2 separate regions of the Homo sapiens genome follow, and region 2 is linked to region 1. Evidence: chromatin loops called from intact Hi-C (ENCODE). Cell type or tissue: K562. All regions are shown on one strand. Links, peaks and the distances in the headings refer to the core of each region. The heading gives the core; the rest is flanking DNA.

Region 1 (6,794 bases), core at 1,181-6,180:
GGGTTGAATCGTTGGCAACCATTTCACAGACACTCTGCCACGGTGTCCAAGCTCATTAGACTCCCAACATGTTGTCTATAGAAGAAGCAGAACAGCAGATATATCATCGGGCTGAGATGACTCAGCCCTTTTTTTATTTTTTGTTTTTTTTTTTGGAGACAGAGTCTTGCTCTGTTACCCAGGCTGGAATGCAGTGGCAGGATCTCAGCTCACTGCAGCCTCCAGGTTCAAACAATTCTCATGCCTCAGCCTCCTGAGTAGCTGGGATTACCGGCAAGTGACACCATGTCCAGCTAATTTTTGTATTTTTAGTTAGAGAAGGAGTTTCACCATGTTGGCCAGACTGGTCTTGAACTCCTGGCCTCAAGCAATCTACTGGCCTTGGCCTCCGAAAGTGCTAGGATTACAGGTGTGAGCTACTGCGCCCGGCCAGACTTAGCATTCTTAATCACAAAATTCTTATTTCCATTTCCTGGCAGAATTATGTTTTAGTTAATGTATTATTGGGGATAATTTCATTTGTATGTGATGGAAACTCAGTTTAAACCAGCTTATGCAAAAAAGAACATTGACTCATATACTATGAAATTCAGAAGTAGGCTGGGTGCGGTGGCTCATGCCTGTAATCCCAGCACTTTGGGAGGCTGAGGTGGGTGGATCACCTGAGGTCGGGAGTTTGAGACCAGCCTGACGAACATGGAGAAACCCTGTCCCTATTAAAAATAAAAAATTAGCCGGGTGTGGTGGCACGCACCTGTAATCCCAGCCACTAGGGAGGCTGAGGCAGGAGAATCACTTGAACCCGGGAGGCAGATGTTGCAGTGAGCTGAGATGGAGCCATTGCACTCCAGCCTGGGCAACAAGAGTGAAACTCCATCTCAACAAAAAAAAAAAAAAAGAAAGAAATTCAGGGGTATAACAGCTTCAGGCATGGCTGGTTCCAGGGGCCCAGTAATGTCACTGGTAATGTGTCACACTCTCCATTCTCTGCTCTGCTGTCCTGTGTATTGATTTTATTCCCTCATTCCCAGGAAAACTCTTTCTATAAGGTGCAAAAATAGCCACCAGCAACTCCAGATTTACATCTTATCAGCTTAGCACCCACACTGGAAAAGATGTGTTTCCCCTCACCCCTCCCCACCGCCCCACCACTTAAGTTAGCAAAAGTCCCAGGGCTGTCTCTTAATGGCCCAAACTGAACCATGAACAAATCCAGATTCATCACCATGACTCCAATTAGACAGGCCTGAGCATTGTGCTCACCCCCTGGAGGAGAAGAGTGGATGGAATCAGCCCCATCGGAACCACATGGACTGAAAGCTGAGGTGGGGAGGGGATGGGTTGCACAGAAGAAAAGCAGGTGATGTTACCAAAAGGAGGTGAAAGGCATAATGCTAAGAAACAAACACAACAGAGGGCCACTGCACTATCTGATGTGTCGGCAGACTAAGAAAGTCATATGAGCTCAGCTGGAGATAAGCGTTTTCCTGATTCTGAATTCCAGAATGAATCCCTTCACAGAAGCAGTTAAATCCAGGGCCCTTCCTGACACAGTGAACAATAGCTTCACCTCCATTTTTGTACAAATTTGGAAACATCCTTCAAGTACCCATTTCACAACTTGCCCAGCTTTGAAAGCCAAGGACAGAACACCTTTTGCCCCAAGGGAAGGCAATTTTTCAGGTTGCTCAGCTCACATGTTCCCAGGGACAGACTTCCAAACACTGGGAAGATGCTTAGTCAGCAAGAAGAATGGAGAGGCTGCCCTTCTCTAATATCCGGCATCTCTCTGAGCTCTCCTACCCTCCCTCACCTGTCTCACCATTCCATGTCACTCAGATCCCTGCTTTGGGCCAACGGCAAGTGTTCAGACCTTGGCTATAGTGATAGAGAATTGAGAACAACAAACGCATGGACTTGACTTTTAGAATGGAAAGAGATCAAGAATATCATCTAGGGAAGAGACTGCTGATTGTCCCTCAACATCCGTTCTCCCCTTCCACAAAGATGGACTTGGTAGCTGCGACCACGGCCACCCAGAATGAAGACAACATTTCCCGTCCTCCTTTGCCACTGGCCATGGCCATGTGACTAAGTCTAGCCAATGAGATGAGAGCATCGACACCCCTGGCAGCTTCTGAGAATCTTCCTTTTCCTTTTCCACCTTTGCCCCTTCATCCTTCTGTCACTGTCCCTTCTTTCATCTTGCTCCCTGGAATGTGGATATGCTGGCCACCATTTTGGACCATGAGGATGAAGGCCACACGATAGGGAATGTGATTTGAAAGACAGGAGCCATGAGCCCCCTCCCACTCCCTTACCCCTGCAATCAGGCAGAGAAGAGCTGCCACACCAGCCCGGATCACTCATCCTCAGACTTTCATGGGAGAAAGACGTAAGTAAGAAAGAAAAGTATCCATGTTATATAAGCCATTACTGTTTTGGGCTTCTGTTTCCTGCAGTCAAATCTAATCCTAATTGATGACACATTATTTCTTCTCATTTTCCCATAGCCTTCACCCTCCCATCCCCCACCCCCAATACACACATCTTCCACCCAACGCTTGAATCCTCTCCAAACCACTGTATTAATAGAAAGAGTAACTGTACAGTTCACACAGCTAGAGTGACAGGGTGCTTGCTACCTCTCAGGTCACTTTGTCTTTGGAATAGATTTGCCAGAAAAGTGTTAGAAAATTCTGCCTCATATTCATTCATTCACTCTGCATACGAACCCAGTTCTCTCCCTCAGGAGGGCCACCCAGTCTTTCAGACAGTGCTCTGGGCTCCCAGAGCTTCTCTTCCCAGTTTCCTCAGCCTTTCCTATGGGACTTGTCTCCTTTTGGGACATCCTTCACTCTAGTCCCTAAAGCCACATGGGGAAAAATGCCTCATGTTTGCCTCTCCCTGGCACAGGGCTGGGGCTGCAGGTTTGCAGGGAGTTTTTGATTCCATGATGCAATATGTTATATATCAGTGCAGCTCCAAGACAGTTTGGGTATGTGATAAGAATTCCTCACATTTGCACAGCAGCTTACACACTTGGAAGCATTCTCCCACAATTCCATTTTCTGCTTGTAATATAGACTCATGGAAAATAATAATAATAGCAGTAATAATAATATTAATAATGTCACCTTAACAGAAGTGTAAAGGAATGCATAAAACGTAACATGAAAGTACAAATTAAAAAATAGGAGCAAAAGAATAAAAAAACAAAGATCTTAAATCAAGCTCCAGAGACCAGAAAAAATGCACAAGCAAAGGGAAGCGGGTTATAAAATATAAGCAGACTAATAGAAATCACACCTGCACACAGCGTAACTAGACACTTCGCTGCCATTTTAGTGCTTCTTCTTCCTGAGGCCCTGAAGCAAGCAGGGGGCGCTACATGATTAAAGCCTCAGGATACTATCACTGATTTACAGATGGTGAAAATGACACTGGGGAGGTTAAGGGCCCTTTCTCAGGTCCCCCAGGCTGTAAATGTTGGAACCACTTCCTTGACCCCCATGCTCTCCACTCAGTCTTTGCCCCTCATTCCACTGGACGAACTGGCCTTCAGCCTGGAGCACTCTCCCCCACCCCTTTCTTGACACTGGTACCGTCTCTCCTCCACATCTCAACCCAGATGTCACCTCCCCGGCCAGCCCTTCCCTGACCCCAATCTAGAGCAGGCTCTTCCCTCTCTCATAACTGGTTCATCACGAGTCTACTCTGGAACATGCACCCAGTTTACCATGAAGTATTTGTTCAACATGGCCCCTCTCGCTGAGGACCGGACTGCACTGTCTCATTTGCTGCTGTGTCTGCAGCACCTGGAATGGAGCCTGGCACTTCCATGTGCTGGAGCCTCCCGGCAAATGGCAGCCCGTGCTCACAACTGTCGGATGACCCTGCCTTCCCAGGAGGCGTCGCTGAGGCACTGACTCCTGGGACCGAAGGAGCCTTTAGAGCCCACTTCCCCCTATCCCCTCATAATAGAAAGGGGAAACTGAGGCTGTAGCAGGCAAGGAACTTGTCAGGGCCTCACAGTGGTTAGATACAAAGCTGGTGGGGAGGGCCCCAGGTCCTGGGTCCAGGCCAAGAGCCTGACACCAATGGGTTACCCCAACTGTGTCAGGGTTTCTATCCATGGAGGGGTAAAATGAGGCAAGAGGGTCCCAGAAATGTATCTTGTAAGAGGGGTTGCCTAGAACAATGGGGCCTGCTTGGGGAGGAGGTGGAGAGGCCCGCAGGCCTGGCTGGGAAGGAATCCAGCAGGGGCCTTGCTCAGTTTCCTTCCAGCACATGGGGGAAGTAAACACATTCCTTGGCTATGCAAGCGTCCCTGCCTCCAGCCACCCTCCCAGCTGTCAGAGCCTTGGGTCCCAGCCAGTGGCTAGCTGTACCATGGAGGAAAGGACCCAGAGAGAGCGTATATGATTCTCCCAGGGTCACAGAGCACTGTGTGTCTCATACCCTTTGCCTGGGCACAGAGAGGAGAGAAGGACACCAGTGTCTCTCTTCCCTGCAATCCCAGATTGGGCCAGGCAGAGGCCCAGGAAATGCGGAGTTCCAGGTGAGGCTGGGCCTCTCCGAAGATCACTATCTGGATCCCCTGCACTGGCCAGGAAAGTGAGGAGAAGGGTACTAGGGAACCCTGACAAAGCATCCAGCCCTGCCTCCCTACTGTACCAATGGGGAAACTGAGGCCCAGAAGGGCAGGGACTTGCTCCGAGCATCCCAGCAAGCTCGTAGCTAAACCAAGACTAGAGCCCAGGTCTTGTGAGCAATGGCTTCGTATGTCTCTGCTGCCTCCCAGCCCCTTCAGCCCCCTTCTATCCCCTCTTCCTTCTGCTGGGTCTGGTCCTCGCTGATGCTGATTCTTCTGCCCAGAATTCCCTCCTTGAACTTTTTCACCCAGGCAAACTTCTACTTGTACTTCAGAACAATTTCAAGCTTCCTGACTAAAGAGGTCACGCAGCCCGGGGACGGGGCGGATCCTGCAACAGGAGCAGCTGTCCTCGGACCCCAGTGCCAGGGCTGCAATTGCAGCAGCTGTGAAACCTGGCTGTTGGTAGCAGCCAGGAGTGATTCACAGTGAGGGGGAAGGCAGGAAGGTTTGGGTGTCGCCCCTGTGTAAAAAGTCCCAGTGTCGCTGGGTGTGGTGGCTCACGCCTGTAATCCCAGCACTTTGGGAGGCTGAGGCAGGTGGATCACGAGGTCAGGAGTTCAAGACCAGCCTGGCCAGGATGGTAAAACCCCATCTCTACTAAAAATACAAAAATTAGCCAGGCGTGGTGGCAGGCACCTGTAATCCCCGCTACTCGGGAGGCTGAGGCAGAGAATTGCTAATCCAAGAGGCAGAGGTTGCAGTGAGCCAAGATCGTGCCACTGCACTCCAGCCTGGGTAACAGAGAGAGACTCCGTCTCAAAAAGAAAAAAAAAGTCCCAGTTTCATGAAACAGTGCCTGGACTCTGGATGGGGAGACCTGGTCCCAACCTGCCTCTCTCGTCCAGCCGTGGGACCTCTCTGGGCCTCGGTATACTGCGAGATGCCACCAAGGCTGACTTCTGGGTCTGGAATTAGAACCACAGGGTAATTTTTAACTCTTGTGCCAGCTCCAACTGATTGATAGTGGCTGTCTGGAGAGCTGTGTTGAGGAGGATTCTTGTATTGATTGACTTATTGATTGATTGATTGATTGATTTAGAGACAGGGTCTCACTGTGTCGTCCGGGCTGGAGTGCAATGGTGCGATCATAGCTCACTGTAATCTTGAACCCGGGGCCTCAAGTGATCCTCCCACCGTGACCTCCTAAAGTGCCGGGATGACAGGTGTGCACCCCTCACCTGGTCCTGAGGATTCTGAGGTAGGGAGTCTGATGTTCGATTAGTTGTACAAGGTCTCTAAGGGCCCCCCTGCCCTGAGGAATATACCCCTCCGATCCCAGTCAGCAGCTCTGAGCTAATGCAGGGCCTCTGGCCAGGCCACAGGGCTGGGCCTCACCACTCTGAGCTTCCGTGTCCCCGATACATGAAAGACCCCAGCCTCTCAGAGGAGATAAAGGACCTTCCCTGGCAATGGGCCTCTGGCTGCAGGCTGTCGCCCTCTCCCCTCTGCTTGACCCCAGATACACATTCTTTCCAGCTTGTTCCAGCCAGTGCTTTTCCTCCTGAGTTGCTGCTGCCTCTGCAGGCTAATTTGGGCCAGATCAGCACAAAACAGGCCTCAGCAGAGCACTAAGCTAAGCCACTTCCTGCCTGCCACAGGGAAGCGCTGGGGTCTGTAGAGAAAGAGGGGAGAAAGGACGAGAGGCTGAAGTCCAGTCCCTGCACTGATAAGCAGCCTTGGACGCTGCCCTGTGAAGGAATTTCCTGTTTCTGCCTCCTTCTTCCTCCTGAGTGCGGCTTATGTACTCCTCCAGCGCCACAGTGTCTGGTTAGGGACAAGGCTGCCCTTTGTAGGTCAGAGAGCTGGGTTTGCGTCAGCTTGCTGTGTGACGTTGGGCTGGCCTGTGCCTTAGTTTTCTCATCTGTAAAGTGGGATAAATTAACAGCACTAAATTCATTCTGATCAAGTGATGACTAAGGGATTTGTGGGGAATAGTGTCCCCTAAAAACTTAACGTCCATCAGAATCTGTGAATGTGACCTCATTTGGAAACAGAGTTTTGTAGATGTAATCCAATTAAAATTAGTTCATACTGGATTAGGGTGGGCCCTAAATCCAATGTGACTGGTGTCCTTACAAAAAGAGGGAAATTTGGTTGGATGTGGTGGTTCATACCTGTAATCCCAACACTTTGGGAA
Region 2 (6,794 bases), core at 523-5,522, 360 kb after region 1:
AAAACACCTCCTTGTTCTGTCATTGAGAGAGTTCCTCGCCTCCTGCCTGTTTCTCTTAGTCCTGGGTGGCAATCAAGCATCTGATTTTCCCCCTTTCCTAGTTCAGGTGCCTGTTATTCTGTCATTAGCACACAGTAAGGAGGCCCAGGGGTGGGGAGCCTGCTGCAGTGCCACCCCCACCCCAGGACACATCCCTATTACTTGAGAAGAAGGGAGTGTGGAAACGTGTGATTCAGTTGACACAGATTCATTGTACTCGCCCAGTTCTTCGCTCTGGAACGCACTTCTACATAAGGCAGGCTCAGCTGTGGCTTAGGAGGCCAGCCAGAGCCTCGAGTCTGCAGGACCTGAGCGAGTGGTGGTCTGCTCAGCAGGCCTCCTTGGCTTCCCTTGGCCTCTGGCCCTCACTGACCACATGACCAAGGAGAGCCTGCTGGGGCCAAAGAGAACCTCTTTCCCACCAGCTTTATCTGGGAGCCTGTGGGTCTGCGTTTCTCATCATCTGACCCACTGGAAAAGGAAAGGCAGGAGTTTCCATAAGGGAATAAATGGATGCGGAAGGAAACCACCCCTCAACCCCCGGTAAAGGGGGGTTAGTGTGAGAGAGACTGCAGCCTTCACGATAGTGTGAGGCAGAGATGCCAAAACTGTCCTGGGAAATAGTGCCTCTGCGCCTCCACCCCACACCCTCCCGTCCTGCAAAGGTTTAGTAAGCACCTACTCAGTGCTTGGCACCTTTCCAGGTGCTGGGACTCAGCAAAGGACAAGGCCAGGTGCTTGGACAGTTTATATTCTGGAGAGGAGACGGATGGTCCCTGGTTCCATGCTATGCTTAAAACACAGTGATGCGGCCGGGTGCGGTGGCTCACACCTATAATCCCAGCACTTTGCGAGGCTGAGGTGGGTAGATCACTTGAGGTCAGGAGCTTGAAACCAGCCTGGCCAACATGGCGAAACCCCATCTCTACCAAAAATACAAAAATTAGCCAGGTGGTGGAGCATGCCTGTAGTCCCAGCTACTCGGGACGCTGAAGCAGGAGAATCGCTTGAACCCAGGAGACAGATTGCAGTGAGGTGAGCTCACACCGCTGCACTCCAGCTGGGGCGACAGAGTGAGACGCTGTCTCAAAAAAACAAAAACAAAAACCCACAGTGATGTAATCCCCGTGAGTGGAAGGATTGGAGTGTTGGGGAAGGCCTCTCTCACTGCGACTGAACAGTGGGAAGGTGGCCCCAGGACCTGGGGGAGGTGTCCCAGGTGGACAGCCCCAGACAGAGGGTTGTGTTCCATGGGAAGGAAGAAGGCCACCATGCCTACTGTATAGGGAGGGTGGGAGAGTCCAGGAGGTGGTGAGAAAGCAGGCAGGCTCCAGCTGCACTCGGCCCCTGAGGACTCCGGGTTTTAGTCAAGGGCAATGAGAAGTCAGGGGAGGGTTTTCAGCAGGAGAGTGAGCGATGAGCCCTGGTATCCGCTCTGCCTCCAGCTCGCTGGGCATGGTGGGCAAGCCCTGCCCCTCTTGATGGGAGCTTCCTCCTTCGTGATGTTGCCTGGGCTTCTGGAACCCAGGAAGACTCTCAAAGGTACTAACAGGTGTGGAGAACTTTCCCCTCCCCATTCTTTCAAAGTCACATAGATAACATGGGGAATGCCCACTTTGCTGGATTCTCACAGGCTGCTCAGACACCCTGAGTGGTAAATACCATGGACTTGGGGAGTGGTTTCTTAGTCTGGGGTTTGGGTCAAATTAACTATCATAGGGTCCTTAAATAGCCTACAAAGTAGTGTATATGGAAAATAGGTACGTGTATATGAGTTTATGCAAATAGAGAATTCACATGCAAGATACATCACCCTACTTCTAATGTGTAAGAAAGAAATAGAAATATGGCTATTTATTTATTTATTTGTTTTTTTGAGACGGAGTCTCACTGTGTCCCCCAGGCTGGAGTGCAGTGGCATGATCTCGGCTCACTGCAACCTCTGCCTCCCGGGTTCAAGCGATTCACCTGCCTCTGCCTCCCGAATAGCTGGGATTACAGGCGTGCACCACCACGCCTGGCTAATTTTTGTATTTTTAGTAGAGATGGGGTTTTGCCATGTTGGCCAGGCTGGTCTCGAACTCCTGACCTCAGGTGATCTGACCCACCCACCTTGGTGCTGGGATTACAGGTGTAAGCCACTGCGCCTGGCCTATTTATCTTTTTTGCCAATCACATAATGTTAAATTCACTCTGGTTAAATAGGAATATGATGGGTTGCCACTATATGACTTTTGGTTAATAAACATGGGAAACCTAATTAACTCTTTCATAATTCCTCCCATTTCAAAGCCCAGGGCCATGGTGGAGCTGTGGGGGTTCCCCAGGGAGCCCAGTGTGGGAACCACAGGACCAGATGGGCTGTGAGGCCCCTCCAGCTCCCACGCTGTGCAGCAGCAGGGGCAGCTGTGGGCCGAGCACTGCTGAGTCATCTCTCCCTCGGCCTGGTCATGTGTTGGCTGACAAGCCCAGGCTGGTGTGGAGTCCTGGCCTGGGTTATTGGGGAACTGACTTCAGCTCTGGCCTGCCGAGGCCCCCAGCCTACTGGGAAGGGGGAATCGCCAGCTACCTACTGCCTGTCCACCCACCTGAGGGTCCCCTGTCTGTTCATAAACCCCAGGAGCCGGCCACCTGAGAGGGCTGCATATCCTGGGTGTGTGAGTGCTGCCTGGGGGCTCTGGCATGACAGCAAGGCGGCAGTCAGCTCCAGGCAGCACTGGGCTGAAGGTGTGCACTGGCATCTTGCTGCCCTGTTGAGCATGACATTTCCTTAAATGCCATGAAGGGGCTGCCTGACCTTCACTCTCTTGCCAGGACCCCCTTTCTACCTCTTTCTGGGTTATTTATAACAGTGTTTACAAGAAAAAGGGCTTCTCAGCTGAGCCCTGGCCCTGCTCCCTCGGTCTCTCCTGCCAGCCAGGGCAGGAGATGCGGAAATAGAACCAGAGAACGTGGACACTATAGGACCCCAGAAAACACCTCCAGATGGAGTGTGTGGGACACTTTGTTTTTTTAGGTCTCTGGGACTTTTTTTTTTTTTTTTTTGAGACAGTTTCGCTGTTGTCGCCCAGGCTGGAGTGCAATGGTGTGATCTCGGCTCACTGCAACCTCCGCCTCCTGGGTTCCAGCGATTCTCCCGCCTCAGCCTCTCGAGTAGCTGGGATTATAGGCACCCACCACCATGCCCAGCTAATTTTTGTATTTTTAGTAGAGACGGGGTTTCACCATATTGGTCAGCTGCTCTCGAACTCCTGTCCTCAGGCCGTCCACCCACCCTGGCCTCGTAAAGTGCTGGAATTATAGGCTTGAGCCACTGTGCCTGGCCAACTTTTTAAAAAAAATTGTGGTAAAATGTACCTAACATAAAATTTACCCTTTTTTTTTTTCCTTTTTGAGACAGGGTCTTGCTCTGTCATCTAGGCTAGAGTAGTGCAGTGGTACCATCACAGCTCACTGCAGCCTCAACTTCCTGGGATCAGGTGATCCTTCCACCTCAGACTCCAGAGTAGTTGGGACAATAGGCATACGCTACTGTGCCTGGCCAATTTTTGTATTTTTTTTTTTTTTAGAGACAGGGTTTTGCCACGTTGCTCAGACTAAAATTTACCATTTATAAAGTACAAAACAGTGGCATTAAGTCCATTCACCATGTCATAAAACTATCAGCAGTCCAGCACTTTTCTGTCCTCCCAAAGTCAGGTACTTTGTCATCCTCCTGACACAGGAGGATGGCTGGCATGTCCCTAGGCACATCTGAATTTTGAGGAAATCCCACACAACATGGCAAGGAAAGGAAGCACCTGCCAGCTCATGAGCAGGGTGTCAGTGGTCGCCCCTTCAGCCGTGTGACATGAGCAACAGTCACCCTTTGCTTTCCTTCCGACTCAGGACCAAGGTCAGAATTCCAGCGAGTAGACTGCCAGAGGACATCCTGATTGCAGGAAGAACCAGGAATCTGCTCCAGTCTCTTTCTTTTCTTAAGCAAAATCGATGCATTTCACTAACTTCACTCCTTTCATTAGAAATAGGGCACGTGTTTTGTAACTCACCTCAAAGCTGAATGCCACCCCCCATCCTGGCAGGCCATTCACCATCTTTGAGAAGAATTTAATAACAGTTCCTGGAGAGTTTCTTATAAGCATTTTACAGTTTTCCTAAATACCTCATGAGGGCTGGAGCAATTCCACAGCAACTAGGAGGTTATGGGCCCCATTGCAGAGATGTTGAAACTGAGGCCCCACTAAATGGCGTGACCCGAGACATGGTCCCATTTTAGTCACCTGCATGAACAGTAACTTTCTCCATCTAATCCCGCCCAGGTGAGGGCTAAGGTAAGGCAAAGGAGGCACTTGGCTCTGGCACAAAATTTAAGGAGATGCTAAAAAACTCAGTCGTCAAGATCAATCCTATTTATATCAGTGTTTAAAAAATAATTGATATAAATATCCATGCTGAACAAAATATCCAATTTTAAAACAAAGGCAGAAACAGCAACGGGGCCATGCGTAGCCCTACAGGAACCGAGGCAAGAGGGAAAAAATTGGCACCACTGACCTCACCTTTACTTAGAATTTTGGTATTTTGTTAATCTTGGGTGGATATTTTGCATTAATTTTAAAATTGCATTAAAATATGATCTACCTTGATGACTGAGTATTTTGATGTGTAAGGCACCCTAATTCCAGCCCCAGCTCCACCTCCCAATTTCTGTGAACTACTGGAACAGCTGACCCCTGCCTTCAGGTCCCCAGGCCCTGGGGTCCTTGGATGCCAGGGCCTTTCACTCCTGAGAGTCAAGAGAGCAGCTGAGGATGGCATTTGATCCCTGCAGTCTATTTTTGTGCCTGCCCTTCAGCAACTGATAAAATGTTGCTCTCGGTAGAGCTGATGTGTTGAAATGGTGAGTGTTGATGTCAGGTGGTTTGTGTGATCATGTATCTTCATTCTTGACCTTGTAGAGGGGCCTGGAACCAGGAAAGAAACTGAACTCTCAGCGTTTTTGCCCCCCACAGACTTTGACAAAACCTGAAATTGTTATCTGGTGACTGAGGCTGCCAGGAAGCTTGGTCTTGTCTTGGGGCTGTGTGGAAAAAATGCACATGTTGCGCTCTCTTGTTTTTGTACACGGTCCTATACCCTTTACAAGACACTCATTTTGTTTCTTGAACGCATGTTTATTGAGCACCTACTATGTGCCAGGCATTATGCTGGGCATTTGGGATACAGTGGGCAACAAGGCAAACCCAGACACAGCCCCTGCTCACATGGAGCTGCCAGTTGTGGGAGGCAGCAGTAAACAAGTAGATAAATTAGTAATGGGGGTAGTTCTGGAGATGGATGGTGGTGATGGCTGCATAGCAATGTGGGTGTACTTAATGCCACTGAACTGCACACTTAAAAATGTTTAAAATGGGCCAGGCATGGTGGCTCATGCCTATAATCCTAGCACTTTGGGAGACCAAGGCAGGAGGACTGCTTGAGCCCAGGAGTTTGAGACCGGCCTGGACAACACAGAAAGACCCCTATCTCCACCTTAGATAGATAGATAGATAGATAGATAGATAGATAGATAGATAGATAGATCCATCTCTACCATAGATAGATAGATAGATAGATAGATAGATAGATAGATAGATAGATCCATCTCTACCATAGATAGATAGATAGATAGATAGATAGATAGATAGATAGATAGATCCATCTCTACCATAGATAGATAGATAGATAGATAGATAGATAGATAGATAGATAGATAGATCCATCTCTACCATAGATAGATAGATAGATAGATAGATAGATAGATAGATAGATCCATCTCTACCATAGATAGATAGATAGATAGATAGATCCATCTCTACCATAGATAGATAGATAGATAGATAGATCCATCTCTACCATAGATAGATAGATAGATAGATAGATAGATAGATAGATAGATAGATAGATAAGCAAGCAAGCAAGCTGGGAGTGGTGGTGTGCACCTGTAGTCCTAGCTACTAAGGAGGCTGAGGCGGGAGGATTGCTTGAGCCCGGGAATTCAAGGCTGCAATCAGCCATGATCATGTTACTGCACTCCAGCTCGGGCGACAGAGTGAGATCCTTTCTTAAAAAAAAAAAAAAAAAAAAAAAAAAATTAATCAATTTCATGTTATTTATATTTTACCACAATTTAAAAACATACTGATAAAAGGAGGCAGGGGATAGCAGAGAATGATAAGTGCTAATCGAGGGAATTCCAGCAGGGTGCTAGGTAGGCCAGAGACGGGATGGCCATTTGGGGTGCAGTGGTCAGGGAGGCCCATCTGGGGAGGGACGTTCAACCTGGGATGAGGATAGAAAGAAGGGAGCCGCTATGGGAGATGAAGGAGAGAGAAGGCGTTCCAGGCTGAGGAAGGCTCCAGCACAGAGGCCCCGGGGTGGACACTCAAGCCACACAACTGTTCCAGGAGGGAGGCTGGTCTTGAGAGATGCGGAGAGGGCAAGCAACTCCCTGTAACTAGCAAGTTATGAGCCAGGGCCAGCCCTGCCTCAACAAAGCCTAACAACATGTACCTGTACATCATTTTACAGTTTAGCAAGTGCTTTCCTGCCACTCTCCTTTGAATTCAAGAGGCCCTTGAGTTCAAGTGCATAAAATTGACTGTGAGTGCAGGCAGACACAATGTGTATATTACCCTGCCTTAAAACACCTTGCGCAGAATATACTTCAACCTTATTGTTTACAAACAAAATGAAACACTGCCTTCCTGGGCCTG

The links. A loop is a pair of places that touch in the nucleus more often than their neighbours do. Peaks named below come from ENCODE experiments on the same cell type or tissue, not always from the same donor. Only the 100,000 strongest peaks of a DNase experiment are listed, where the experiment ranks them.
Region 2: it touches region 1 in a loop (3-fold over the local background); 1 of 110 quality-filtered maps calls a loop at or near these places.

Annotation. Positions count from the first base shown.
Region 1 is chr5:149,446,091-149,452,884 of GRCh38, forward strand. No RefSeq gene overlaps it. Among named protein-coding and RNA genes, the nearest start is that of MIR145, 19 kb to the left of the region's middle. RefSeq lists enhancers at 1-45, 1-50. In K562, for the core only: a CTCF peak has its summit at 3,387; DNase peaks (open chromatin) are centred at 2,081 and 3,421.
Region 2 is chr5:149,803,543-149,810,336 of GRCh38, forward strand. The region is part of intron 1 of PPARGC1B (PPARG coactivator 1 beta); the gene reads left to right. Among named protein-coding and RNA genes, the nearest start is that of MIR378A, 74 kb to the left of the region's middle. RefSeq lists enhancers at 694-1,503, 2,155-2,804, 2,394-2,538 and a cis regulatory region at 2,461-2,471. In K562, for the core only: no CTCF peak of the experiment used is centred there; a DNase peak (open chromatin) is centred at 2,469.